Regions from separate parts of the Homo sapiens genome. Here regions 2, 3 and 4 are each linked to region 1. A link is a contact called in ENCODE Hi-C or POLR2A ChIA-PET data. All regions are on one chromosome and are shown on one strand. Each heading gives the region's core, a stretch centred on a gene start or an enhancer-like site at or near the end of the contact. The rest is flanking DNA. Distances are from core to core; before and after follow the strand shown. Region 1 holds the start of DENND1B (DENN domain containing 1B). Region 2 holds the start of KIF21B (kinesin family member 21B). Region 3 has its middle 3.4 kb from the start of GPR25. Region 4 holds the start of RGS2 (regulator of G protein signaling 2).

Region 1 (3,027 bases), core at 459-2,958:
CATAACATTGCTGTTTAAATCTCTCGTTCCATCATAAGGTAAAAGATTAAGTCTGTTACCACAACGGCCAATGTGTTAATATCTCAGTTATTCCTGCTAACAAGACCTTAGTGCCTTTGTACATTGGCTGTATTTAATATGTACTTCCTTCAAGAAACGAATGCCAGCTCTGACTTTAAAAAAAAGCATTTCTTTTTTTGGAAGCTTTTCTTATAAGATATGAATCTGGAAACATAGGAAGTGACAAGACATATAAATTAACATGCAAATATACATTTTTTTAGCCTTTCCGCTATTAACTTGTTTCAATGGGAATAATCTGGGCTCAGATGACTTCCTCCCTCTTAAAACAATTAATGTCAAGAAGCATACTATTTTTACTCACTTACCCTGCCCACCATGATGTCAAACACACTGAAGAAAATAATTCTATTACATAATTTCCCTCTTTCCCTAATATTCTTTAGAATTTCTCTTAGGTGTAAAAGTTAAATATTGACTCAGTTTTACTTCTGTGAAATTCAAACGGCCTTTCACAATAATACAAATATACATGGCATTATTTTAAACTTTTTGAGAAGGAGATAGTAAAGGGTGGGTAAGCGAAGTAAAAAGGAATTCTTTCCAAAGTTAAGTTTCAGAAGAAAAATATAAAACTCATGCCTCTAAGATACCTAGAAACAAAATCACCACCGTTATTAAAATTGCTTTTTACCTAATCTCCTGAGCAAAGTAGTCGTTGATAAATACTTTAGCACACACATAAAAGTACCCTCTAATTGGATACCGTTTTGCAAGAACCATGCATCTACAGTTGCTGCATAAAGAAACACCAGAGACCAATCTAATTTTATAAGCAGAATCATAAGAAAACATCCAAGACAAAAGTAACAAACGGACTTAAGAAAACACCGGTTATATTTAATGCTCAGAGAGCACTCGGAATAATAACCTCTTAACCTCAACGCTGACTCCCTCCCGGACACCACACGCACACAGGCAGCCCCAGGAGAGTCACATCTGACACACTCGGGGGAAGCACGAGAACCCCTCAGCGGCGGTGTCAGGGGCCGCCCGGCCTCCCCTGTCCCCCGAAAGGCGGGCGTCGACAAGGCGCTAGTGGCCTCTCCGGGAGGAGCCGCGCCAACCACGGAGGGCCGGGGACGCAGGGCGGGCAGGCTTTGCGGCCTAGCGCCGTCCCGCCGGCCGGCCAGAGGCTTGGGGGCCGGACCGCACCCCCAGCCCGCCCGGCCAACCTCGGCCGCCCGGGGAGCCGGTTGAGCGCGGAGGCGCGGAGGAGCCGAGCTGGCCTGGGAGGGGCCGCCGAGGGACGCCCGCCCCCGACGCGCCCGGGCCCCCCCACTCACTTGGTCCTGCAGTCCATGGTTACATGTCGGTGTGGGGCTGTCCGTCCGGCCCCCGCGCGCTGGCCTGGAAGCCCGCAGCCCGGCCGCGCGAGGGTCGCGCCGTCCCCGCCCACGCCGGCGGCCACACAGGGAAAGAGGCTGCTCACAGCAGCCGTGGCGGCGGGCCCATGTCGGCTGCGCCCCCGGCACTTCCCCGCCTCCCACCCCACCCACCAGAGCCTTTCTGTGACAGCAGCGGTGGCGTGGCCGCCGCCCCCGTCTCCGCCGGTAGCCGCCACCAAAGCTGAGGCCTCTCAGTTCCTGCGACCGGGGCCGCCCGCTGCGGCTCCTGCACCTTCTTGCAAATCAGGAAGTCGCCGGGAGGGGGAAGGGGCGCGCGGGGACGCGCCCAGCGGCTTCACCTGGGCCGTGCGGCTCGCAAGTCGGAGACTGTGGAGGAGGCGGGGGCCAGGTCCCCGCGCCCGGGCGGCCAGAGGGTGCAGGGGGAGCGCTAGTGCCTGCTGGGATGGCCCACGTACCGCTTTGCCACCTAGCCAGAAAGGCAAGGTGCCCCCTGTGTCCTCAGCATGAACCAAACCGGCTTCCTTTCTGGGTCCAGTCCAGATTCCAGGGCGTCGGGGCTGCAACCCCACAAAGGGCGAAGTACCTGGAAAAGTACCTCGACCTGCAGTGTTTTCCACACACATACACACGGACTTGGGTTCCTTTCATTTCATACTACAAATTCAGAGCTCAAGTTGATGCCCCTGGCTCTTGCGTCACTCCAGCTGTGGCCTGCTTACAGCTCTCTGAAATCCAGAGCTACCCCCTCCTGATTCAGGAATGTTCAGACATGTGCACCTGCTAAATAGCCCTGTCAAGTAGCCAAATGGTAGTGCCCCACTTGTCTGCGCATGTGGGAGGCAGACATTCCTATACCACAGACTGCAGTGATAACCAAGGACTAACTTTTGAACACATGTACATAGTCGCAGGCCTCATAGTCTGGCAGTTTAGGCGAGTTCAGAGAGGGCACCACTGAATAAGCGTGGGAGGGACTGATTTACACAGCCCTAAAGCACATGTGAAGCAGGTTATGTGCACTCTCACCCAGTACTTGTCATAGGTGTGTGATAGATACTTTCATCAGCATTTTACAGATGAAGAAACCAGGGAGTAATGGCAAAGCTGGAGTTCACACCAGGTCTATCTGATGCTGATTATTTACTTCTACCTCATATTGCCTGTCTCCCTCCTCTGCTGTCTCATATTTAGGATCTACTGAGAAGACAGGTAGAAAAGTCTTATGATGGACATTCAAATGACTGTGGAAGGCCAGGCTCTTACACAGAGATCTTCTGGGAAAGGCCTTCTCCCAGCTAACACTGCCACCCTTGACACATAGCCACAGTGTTTCTTCCAAAAGGTGGTTACTTCAGACTTTATTCATGCAGAAGTTAAGATGATGAGAGGAAACCAAATGTGGTATGAATGTAGTGTGAGTCATAAGACATAAAAGTCAGAAAAGGAGTCTTAAGAATTAAAAAACTCAAGAGTCAGAGAACCTGAAGTTGCACTCAGTTATATAACCTTAAACTTTCTTGCCAAAATTGGGTACTACTTGGTCAACAGGATCAGAAATATTGTATAGCCATGGGCCTGTTAGTAAAAAATGAGGACG
Region 2 (3,085 bases), core at 47-2,546, 3.2 Mb after region 1:
CCCTCTCAAAGAGAAAAACCCAAAGCAAAAACTGGGAGAAGTGGTGAGGTGTGAAGCATCTCCACCCAGCACAAAGAACACAGATGGCTCAATTTCACAGCATTTCCTGCTCCTGCACCTTTGTGTACCCCTCCCAATAGAACCCACCCAGCCATGTCCTCTCCCTGTCTCATTTCTGCCGGCTCAAGTCCCGGAGCTGTTGAGAATGGAACCCCAGATAAGTCTAGGCAACCCTCCCCTGCTCAATTTTATCTGAGTGCCTGAGGATGGGGCATCTGCATCACACCCTCCTGCCCTCTCAGAGAGAAGCACCTCAGATACACCTCTTCCTCCCTTCCTAGGCCCATCTCCTCTTGGGACAGGACTGGTAGGATTCTCCCCCAAAGCCATTGACTTCCCACAGAAGGCCAAGGCATCATCCCAGCTTTTCCGTTGGTCCCCGCACCCGATCTTTGTCTGCAGATCTGGCTCCCAGGGTGGGTGTGCTGCCTTTGCTAGCTGGACCAAGAGCACATAACTAGCTGACTCGCATGGATGAGGGGAAATTTCCCTCTCTGGTATCCCCGTATGAGACAGCAGCCTCGTGGGGAGGCGAAGAGGAAACGCACAGACGCTCCGGCCTGGGCCAGAGCTGGGTGTGAAATACCGGATTTCCTTGTTTATTCGATTTTCTGATCATTAAGGGCTCCCAAGAGGGGCCCAAAATTACCACCCAAACAAAGCCACCTTCCAGTAGTCGGCGGGGTCGCCGCTCCCCTGCGGCAGACTGGCCAGCGCGCGGCGCCCTCCATCCCGTCCCACGCCGGCCCCTCCTCCGGGAGTGCAGGCTCCAGCCCAAGCGGTGCTCGCGCCCCCCGCCCAAAGCCCACGCGAGACAAAGCCCGAGGCTTCTCCGCGCGCCCCCTTCCCCGCCCCGGGTCCCTACCTGACGGCCACCTTGACGCAGCAGTCCCCCTGGCCGGCCATGGCCCTCTGGAGCTAGGGTCTGGGCGTGGATCAGAGGCGGGGGTCTGGGGGCCAATGCCCGAGGCAGCGGCTGCGGCTGCGGGAGGCGGGGGCGCGGGCGCGGCTGGCGGAGGCTGCGGCGGCGGCGGCTGGAGGTGACATGCTCGCGGGCGGCAGGCCGAGGGGCTCACCCGCGGCCGGCCCCCCGGGGCTGGGCCCGCGCGCCTCCTCGCGCCATCGGGCGGCGGCGCGGAGCTAGCTGACAGCCGGCGGCGCGACCCGCCGCTCCCTACGGCGCGGCACACGCGCACACACCTCCCACCCGGCAGCCACCTCCCGCCGCAGCGCGAACAAAGGGGGCGGGGGCCGATCCGGCCCCGAGCCCGCCCCGAGCCAGCCCCGAGCCCAGGCCGGGCCCCGCCCCGCCCAGGAGCCGCCAATCGAAAGCCCTAATGAGCAGTGGGGGCGGGACTCGCGCCTTTAAAGGGACCTCTTGGCTCGCGGCCACGGGGTGGCTGGGGGTAGGGGGCGGGATTGAAGGGTGGGGGTGGGGGTAGGGGTGGGAGTAGGGGTGGGGGCGCTGGACGCAGACCACGTTAGAACCTCGGCTCCTGGAGTAGCAGAACCTCGGCTTCAATGGGACCCTCATTTCATAAATGAAGAAACTGAGATTCAAAGAGGGGAACTACCGAAGGTTACAGAGCGAGTTCGTGGGTAAGCATGGTAAGAACCCTGGTCTCCCGGGGATCCCACAGCGATTGACGGTTTATAGTTCAAAAGAGCCAGGAAAGCTTCCCTTCTGCATTTATTCCAGTAAATTCGCCAACCCTTCTCGAAGGGAGTTCTTGCTAGCCCCTAACTAAAATTTCCCCCACCTCCACCCTGCAGCATCTTAAAGCTCATGTTTTAGTTGATTCCTGGCCAGGCTCCTAGCCCAAGACTAGCCCCTCCCTACTGCTAGACGACTGTCCCATTGACCTTTATGACCCACAGATGACCCCACTGGGCCTGGCTCACACTCTGCTTGTTGTGGCTGTGGGGCCAGAGGGTCAGTGTGGGAGGCCTGAGCTGCCCTGGGGGAAAGGAGGGAACAAAGGGGGCCCTCAGTTCCGAGCACCTGGGTAGAGAGGCTGGGCGGTGAAGTGGGTGGGGAAGGGAAGGAGGGCAGCTGCCTGCAGGAATGGGTATAAAGGACAAGGAGGACCATGGAGACTTTAACGCTGGGCCTGGATGGAGGAGGAGACCAGTGCTGCAAAGTCACAATTCCCTTCCCAGTCCATCTCCCTCCCTCTGAGCCCAGACGCCTCTTCCCTGCCCCCTGCCTCCCAACATTGGGGCCATTCACAGGGCCCCTCACCAGCTGCCCTCACTTCACCCAGCTCCCTCCCCTGGAAAGGGCCCAAGAGGAGGACCCAGCTGCAGCCCCAGATGTGGATGGGGATCTCTGGGGGAGGGGAGGAAGGGGAGTCTGACTCCAGGCCTCTTACATTACCCTCAGATGATGAAACCATGTCAGAGATTTTGGCAAGGGTGTGGACTGGGGTCTGAGGATGCATCTGTTGGTACCATCTTCCTCCCCTTCCCTCCTCCACTCACACCCCCCTCCCCGCCAATAACTGCTTCATGCAGTAGCTCAGATCCCTGTTTGGCTTGACCTATTAAGGTCAAATCAAAACCAAAGATAATTTCAAGGGCAAATTTCAAGGGCCAATCAACACATCCTTTTCATCCCCATGGCAAACAGGAGGAGCACCGCCAGCAGTGCCCCCATGATGGGGGCTGGAGAAGAGGTCTTGGTGGTATCCTGGACCTTTTATTAGCATTTGAATCTAGAGGAAGCTCTCCCTGGGGCCAGGGGATCACCTCTCCTGGACCAGGAGGTTAGCAGAATGTTGCAGTCATATCCTGCAACATTCCTCCCCATCTTCCAACCAAAATAATTCGTGGGGAGGAGACTAACACATATGGACCACCTACACAAGGTATTTTATGCACATATTCTCATTTTTTCCCTATAACCTTGTAAGCTAGGCTTTTTTATTCTTTTTAAATTTTGCAGATGGGGAAACTGAGCCTCACATGTATGAATTCCAGCATATAAGCAACAGACTCCAGATTTGGACATGTATATCTTATTCCA
Region 3 (3,302 bases), core at 751-3,250, 3.1 Mb after region 1:
AAATAACATTAGCCAGGCATGGTGCTGTGCACCTGTAGTCCCAGCTTCTCAGGAGGCTGATGCAGGAGGATTGCCTGAGCTGAAGAATTTGAGGCTGCAGTGAGCTATGATCACACTGGGCTACACTGCAGCCTGGGCAACAGAACAAGCCCCTGTCTATTAAAAAAAAAAAAAAAGAAATGCATATAATAAAAAAAAGAAATGCATATAATAAATTCTATGTCACAACACAGAGCAAGGTTTTAAAAATATATATTTTAAATTTAATAAATGATGTTAGGAAAGCTGGATAGAAATATGAAAACATCGATTACACACCAGGTAAATTTTAAAATACTAATGAAAATTATTTTTTAATGACAGACTGAATCTTCTTACATTGTCAAAGAGAAAGTAACATTCTAAACTCTGAAATTGCTAATAGCAACAAATTTGACTATATGAAAATGTCAAACTAAAATAAATAATAGCTAAGAAAAGAATTTGGAAAAATATTTGAATCAAGTGGAATAAATCATGACTCATCCTAAATATATAGTTTGTACAAATTAATAAGAAATACATAGATTATAATAAATATGTGAAGGACATGATTAGAATGGTTCACTTAGGAAATAAATAGATTTTCCATCTTATTTATAAACAAGTGCAAATTGAAATGAGGTACCATTTTACCTCACTGCCTATTACAATGGAAAATATATGTTACCGATGAACATCTCTAAGAAGACTGTGTTGAACCTTATACTCTCATACAATGCCAGTGACATTCTAAACTGCTAATCACTGTAAACATTTGTATCAAGCAATAAAAATTTTCATTGCCTTTGTTACAAAATTTGTATTTATAACGTGTTTTACAACATATTTATATAAATGTTATATTTATACATATTTATATAAATATGTTATATTTGTACATATTTATATGTATATAAATACATATTTATATGTACTTATACAAGAGCATTTATGTTATAAAAACAATATAAAAAAGTCATAAGTGCAATTATTCATTACAAATTTCTATAACAGTTAAAAATACTAGAAACATCCTAAATATCCATATTTAAGGGTTTAGAAAATTAAGCAACATAGACTCATGTGGATTTATATGATATTAATTGAGAATACTGTGTACACTCTAATTACAGATACGACTTTGAAACACCTGTGTAAAAAATGTGAAGAATATCTGAAATGGAATATTTAAAAATAGAAAATCTAAAAATAATGAGATTACAAATAAATACTTTTGAAAATGTCCTTCACTGGCTAAGTTTGGTTGTGTAGGGGTAGCAGGTCCAAGATGACGACTACTTCTTTATTCTGTAATGTATTAGATGGCTTTTATGATTAAACATAAAAAGGCAAATACAATTTACTTAAAATGTTAAGATTCTTTGTACAGAAAAATTAAAATTAGAAAAAATAAGTTATAAGAACTTAAATATAACCTGTAAAGGGGCAGAAATAAACCTACTCTCGAAAACAATTTAGCCCGAAGCATTGGATATTTATTTAAAGTATCTCCTCTGTTTTCAGGCTTGTGCTAATCACCCTGATGAGTAGAAAGAAGCTCCCCCTCGCCCTGAGAAGTTCATAATCCCATGGGCAAGGCAAGACGGAGCCACGTAACAGTTGCCCTGGCTCCAGCAGTGCAGAGAGAGGAAGTCCTCTTAGGGATGGAGGTTAGAGAAGGCTCCCAGGGGTGGGATGGAGGAAGAGGGAAGACTTCTTCTGCTTTGTCCACACCTGTTAGAGAGCATGGCCAGGATTCCCAGCCTGTAAGGGTGAGTGTTTCTATTAGTTGACTTGTGTGTAATCCTGTGGGGAGTCCTCCTGAAGGGTGAAAGAGCAGTCTTGTGAAGTTGGCCTTGGTCACTGAAACCGGGCTGGGCACCCCAGGAGACCGGGCCTAAGGCAGTGTCCCTGGCTCTGACCTTTGCTGTTTCTTCTCATCCAGACAAGTTCAGTAAGGCCCATGGACAGCACCCAGGCCTCAGCAGAGAAAATTCAGCATATGCTCTGGGCCACAGACTTCCCTTGGGTATGAGATGATGGCCCAGGAAGCAAGTAGCTCTGTGATTTTTAAAATAACCTACTTCTACTTCCCCTCAACCCCCTTCCTATATTCCCCTCTTGGTCTGCTTGCCCCATTCTTTGTTTTCACCCGGCGGCTTCTCTGCTGTTCATCTCTAGCTTTCAGGATCACTCACACTCTCTGAGCCCGCAGACTGAGGTGTGCCTGAAGGGGTGAAGTCCAGCAACACTGGGTCTGTCTCTGATGGTCTCTGGGCTCTGGCAGGCAAGCACTGCCCCTGCTAGCCTTCTAGGGGAGGAGGCTGCAGCCCCCTACTCCACCCCGGATGTGGGCACCGCTCACCAGCAACCACATGCTCAGACATTAGAAAAGCGGCTCTGGGGTGGGTCTTCAGGGGAAAACCAAGCCCGGAGGCTGAAAAGCCAGTGAAGGGAAGGTCCAGACCATTCATTCCCTAGGCTCTTCTCTTCCCTGCCCATCTTGTAATTGGTGTGGGAGAAATTCTTGACAGGAGCAGCCTAAACACTGCATACCCAACCCTCTGTGAGCTCTAGGACCATTTTCTTTTTGAGATGGAGTCTCGCTCTTTCACCCAGGCTGGAGTGCAGTGGCTTGATCTCAGCTCACTGCAACCTTTGCTCCTGGGTTCAAGCGATTCTCCCACCTCAGCCTCCTGAGTAGCTGGGACTTGCGCGTACCGTGCCCGGCTAATTTTTGCATTTTTAGTAGAGACAGGGTTTCACCATGTTGGCCAGGCTGGTCTCGAGCTCCTGACTTGAAGTGATCTACCCACCTCGGCCTCCCAAAGTGCTGGGATTAGATGTGAGCCACTGCGCCCGGCCTCTAAGACCATTTTCCAAATCCTTCCTGGGGATCTCCGTGTGCCAGAGGGACCCTGAGCGAGGGTGACCTTATGTCCCAGTTTGCCCAAAATAGTCCTGGTTTACGGCCCAGGTTAATTCTGATAGTGCCCCTTTCACTCTCAGAAACATCCTGGTTAGATGATAAATTATTTCATGACCCCACTTCAACATCAAACTGAACACATACACACATGTGCCTCTCTGTGTTCTTGGCAGTTAAGGGGACAGCGTCCATATAGTCCCTAAGCAGAGAAACCCCAGGCTTATCTTTGACTCCTCTTTGTGAGACCTATGATGTTACAATTATCTCTTGAATATACCCTCCCATTTCTGTCCCCACTGCTCATGATCTATTTCAGACACAAATAATTACAACCTACTATGGGGTCTCCCTG
Region 4 (3,319 bases), core at 423-2,922, 5.0 Mb before region 1:
CAGCGAATTTAACTGTCTATGAGTAAATTCTAACATCTAAGGTTCTAAGTATAAAATATATTGAGGTTTACAGTGGTGAGAAAAAGCAAGTGTCTGCGTATTACAGACAGCTGATAAATACGTATTGAGTCATCAGAAAGTGAAAATAGATGTAGGACTATTATGCAAAGCATAGGAGAGGAAGAGCATATGCTTAAGAAAAAATGGCATTCCTAGAGTTAACAAGCATGTTTCAAAGTATCTATTACTGAAATCTACACGATTTTCCTTTCCACAATAAAGTCCACAACTGTTGTCTTAAATAATAACTGCAGGTTTTGCCCTCCAAGTCAAACTTGGAGCTCCAACTACTGGCAGCTCACCGTAAGAATATATTAATTATTTCCAATTTCCTTTTAAGAAGTCGAATACAAAGTAGAGAGAATATCTGCAGCTTGGTTGCAAAGCCGCTTAAACATTTCACTGGCTAGTTCTGGTAATATTATCCGAAATCAACTCATTTTGTGGTTGAGGTAATCTATTTGTCTTTACCAATCAAGTCGTTTTAAAACCTTCAGGAGTAGAGATGATACTTGAAGAATTAACAAATAAAACTTAATCAAGGAAACTGTTAACTCATTCTCCCCCCTACTTTTTGCCAGTTATTAAATGTTCTGGTAAATCCTAACTCAACAAGAATGACTCATGAGGAAATCCTGACTCCTTGAACTCACTGATTCTGGTGCATTACAGCTATGAAATCTCTATGTCTGCAGCTTTCTCTCCCACCATAAGGAAATCTGTGATTTCTATTTTGGCAGGAGATGTGACCAAGGACTCCTGAGGAATGACCCTATAGACAGACCCAGCCACGTGCCTAGTAGTGATCAAAAATGCAAACCCAATTAAAGCACTGTCTTCTGATAAAGTCACTTTCTCTTGTTCAATCCCTAATGTTCATTCTCAAAGTGTTCCAAGACGCCCCAGCAAGCTGCAGAGCAGATCCCACCCTGCCCCTGGGCAATCAACGTTTCAGGTTACTCCTTCCTTAAGTTAAGTGGCAGAGAGAAACGGGCGAGGGTCTCCCCATTGCCTCAGTTCACAGACCAGGGGGTGTCGAATGAGTCCTACAGCAGGACAGCAAACAAGAAATGAGGCGCGGGGTCAGGGAACGCGCTCAAAAAAGGAAGAAAAATCCCACTCTTCATTCGAAATCAGGCCACTGCACTCCGGCCTCGTGGCGGGCGACCTCCTCCTGCCAGGGAATCGCCGCTCTGGCCTCGGGCTGGGGAGCCCGTCAGGGTGGGTGAGGGAGCGCCGGCGCCCCCGCCGGGCCGCCGCCAACTTCGGCTCCCTCCCTCCGTCGCAAAGCCCTCGAGCCCGCCCGGCCGCCACGCTTCAGCAAAAGGTCGTGCGCAGCGGCCCACACTGAAGACTCTCCATCTGCTCCCACACCTGCCCCAGCTGGCCGCTGCTATGTGGCCCGAGTGCGCAAGAAGCCGGGGCCGCAGACGTCAGCAGCGCCCCGGCTTCGAGACCCTTCGGCAGCAGCCGTGACTGCCGCCGGCGGGCGCTGACCCATCCCCGTGCCAGTCTGCAGCCGACCAATCCGCGTCCTCTTGAGGCGGGGCCGGAGCCGCGAGGCCCCGCCCCCAAGCCGAGGCCTCATAAATGCTGCGACGCACGCCCAGCCGCAAACAGCCGGGGCTCCAGCGGGAGAACGATAATGCAAAGTGCTATGTTCTTGGCTGTTCAACACGACTGCAGACCCATGGACAAGAGCGCAGGCAGTGGCCACAAGAGCGAGGAGAAGCGAGAAAAGATGAAACGGACCCTGTGAGTATGGCTTTCTTCCCTCTCCCGCCACCCCCTGCCCCACACTGCAAGCTGCAAACGCGGTACTTTCGGGCTCGCCTTTGACGTTAGGAAACTAGCCTGAGCCTATGCAGGGAAAAAAAATCGAAAAGGTCAATTTGTTAAGTAAGGTTAAATCTGGGTGATGCTCGGGTACAGTTTAAGAACCGAGGGAGACAGTTGATATGAGGGCGGTGGTTGATGCGCTAAGAAATTGCGGGTTGGCTTTTTGTCCTCCTGCATTCAAAATGACATCAGAATCCTGCGGCTGAAGCGCGTCCCCAGCATTCATACGTTGCATGATGAGTTCTCATCAGCTTACACAGCTACTGGAAGGTGATGCTCTTGCTGGTTCTGAATATACTCGTTTAAAATCCATTTTTGTTTTTTAATTATAGAGCAGATCTCACCCAGTCCGAATGTGGAACAAATAATTGTTATGCAGCGTCTGCTTAAAAGAAGTGTCGTAGGTGGGGAAGGAAGAGCGCAGGGGAATCAGTCACCCACCTCTTTGTACAGTCTCTGGCGTGGTCCAGAACCTCCTGCTCTAAAGAGAGAAGCGTGGGCCGGCTCCAGACAGTTCCATGTCTGTCCTTTTCATTAAAGTGCAAAACGTCTCGGAATTGTAATTAACCTTGCAAACAAACTGATGCCCTTTGTGAGCCAGAAATAGTGTCTGCCTTTTGAACTAAATTCATTAACAATTCTTTAAAATACCCTAGTGATTATAGGTAGCCCTGCCCTTAGTTGTAAAACTAGTAGATACGGTCAGATTAATGGACGAAACTGCTCAGTACATGAGGTTTAAATGTTAGGTGGATAAGACTTATTTGAAGAGTTCTTGCTTTGCCTTATGCGGTTTGTCTCTAGTTACTGGGTGACTTTATTTGGTAAAAATGCGTTCAGCTGCAGTAGCATATTCAAGTGTTGCTAGTTAGTAATTATCTTTTTAATTTTTTGTTTTAGTTTAAAAGATTGGAAGACCCGTTTGAGCTACTTCTTACAAAATTCCTCTACTCCTGGGAAGCCCAAAACCGGCAAAAAAAGCAAACAGCAAGCTTTCATCAAGTAAGTTGAGAATCCTGTGCTTGCAAATATCAATAGTTAGCTGCTGAACTGAAAAGGGGAACTCTGATGTGCGTAAGCTAACATACAGAACCTCTCTTGCAGGCCTTCTCCTGAGGAAGCACAGCTGTGGTCAGAAGCATTTGACGAGCTGCTAGCCAGCAAATGTAAGTTAACTCTTGAGCTTGAGCCATTGCTAACATCGCAAAAGCCTGGAAAGGCTGCGTCCACCTAACAAAAGAGCAGCTTGCCTGAGGGGGATTAGACTGCAGTCACTATAGGATAAAGCCTGTTTTTCTTTCCTTTATTTCCCAGGGTTTAACAAATAAATGCATATATTCTCTCCAGGTGGGGAAGAAAATCAGCCTAAACAAATTAAAGTGGCAGTTGCTTATAGTTAAGGTTGAGTCAGTTTTTCCAT

What was found. A loop is a pair of places that touch in the nucleus more often than their neighbours do. ChIA-PET counts read pairs that join two places held with the same protein, here RNA polymerase II (POLR2A). Pooled maps may share reads with other maps.
Region 2: a loop to region 1 is called in a map of CD4-positive, alpha-beta T cell, with 26 times the contacts of the local background. The contact joins the promoter of KIF21B here to the promoter of DENND1B in region 1. A Hi-C loop is called at or near these places in 1 of 168 maps with a recorded cell type or tissue (CD4-positive, alpha-beta T cell) and 9 of 50 pooled maps. POLR2A ChIA-PET finds 5 or more read pairs at or near these places in 1 of 52 experiments (BJ).
Region 3: a loop to region 1 is called in a map with no recorded cell type, with 9 times the contacts of the local background. The contact joins the enhancer-like site here to the promoter of DENND1B in region 1. A Hi-C loop is called at or near these places in 2 of 37 single-sample maps with no recorded cell type and 2 of 50 pooled maps.
Region 4: a map of naive thymus-derived CD4-positive, alpha-beta T cell shows a loop between it and region 1 (10-fold over the local background). The contact joins the promoter of RGS2 here to the promoter of DENND1B in region 1. A Hi-C loop is called at or near these places in 1 of 168 maps with a recorded cell type or tissue (naive thymus-derived CD4-positive, alpha-beta T cell) and 7 of 50 pooled maps. POLR2A ChIA-PET finds 5 or more read pairs at or near these places in 1 of 52 experiments (CD8-positive, alpha-beta memory T cell).

The regions. Positions count from the first base shown.
Region 1 is chr1:197,773,772-197,776,798 of GRCh38, forward strand. DENND1B (DENN domain containing 1B) reads right to left here and starts at 1,709. Exons shown (of 23, transcript NM_001195215.2): 1 at 1,368-1,709. The coding sequence starts at 1,384. RefSeq lists silencers at 1,057-1,566, 1,717-1,916, 2,208-2,502 and an enhancer at 2,877-2,926.
Region 2 is chr1:201,022,418-201,025,502 of GRCh38, forward strand. It overlaps KIF21B (kinesin family member 21B), which reads right to left and starts at 1,297. Exons shown (of 35, transcript NM_001252102.2): 1 at 926-1,297. The coding sequence starts at 966. LOC101929305 (a long non-coding RNA gene) reads left to right here and starts at 1,532. Exons shown (of 4, transcript NR_188464.1): 1 at 1,532-1,668. RefSeq lists an enhancer at 1-99 and silencers at 704-753, 1,154-1,513, 1,865-2,022.
Region 3 is chr1:200,867,916-200,871,217 of GRCh38, forward strand. No RefSeq gene overlaps it. Among named protein-coding and RNA genes, the nearest start is that of GPR25, 3.4 kb to the right of the region's middle. Within about 2 kb of position 2,001, at least 2 of the 41 ENCODE cell types and tissues checked have a DNase peak (open chromatin) inside an H3K27ac peak, as active enhancers do.
Region 4 is chr1:192,807,367-192,810,685 of GRCh38, forward strand. RGS2 (regulator of G protein signaling 2) reads left to right here and starts at 1,673. Exons shown (of 5, transcript NM_002923.4): 1 at 1,673-1,815; 2 at 2,800-2,901; 3 at 3,004-3,065. The coding sequence starts at 1,706. RefSeq lists silencers at 124-213, 1,150-1,359, 2,867-2,926 and an enhancer at 1,690-1,909.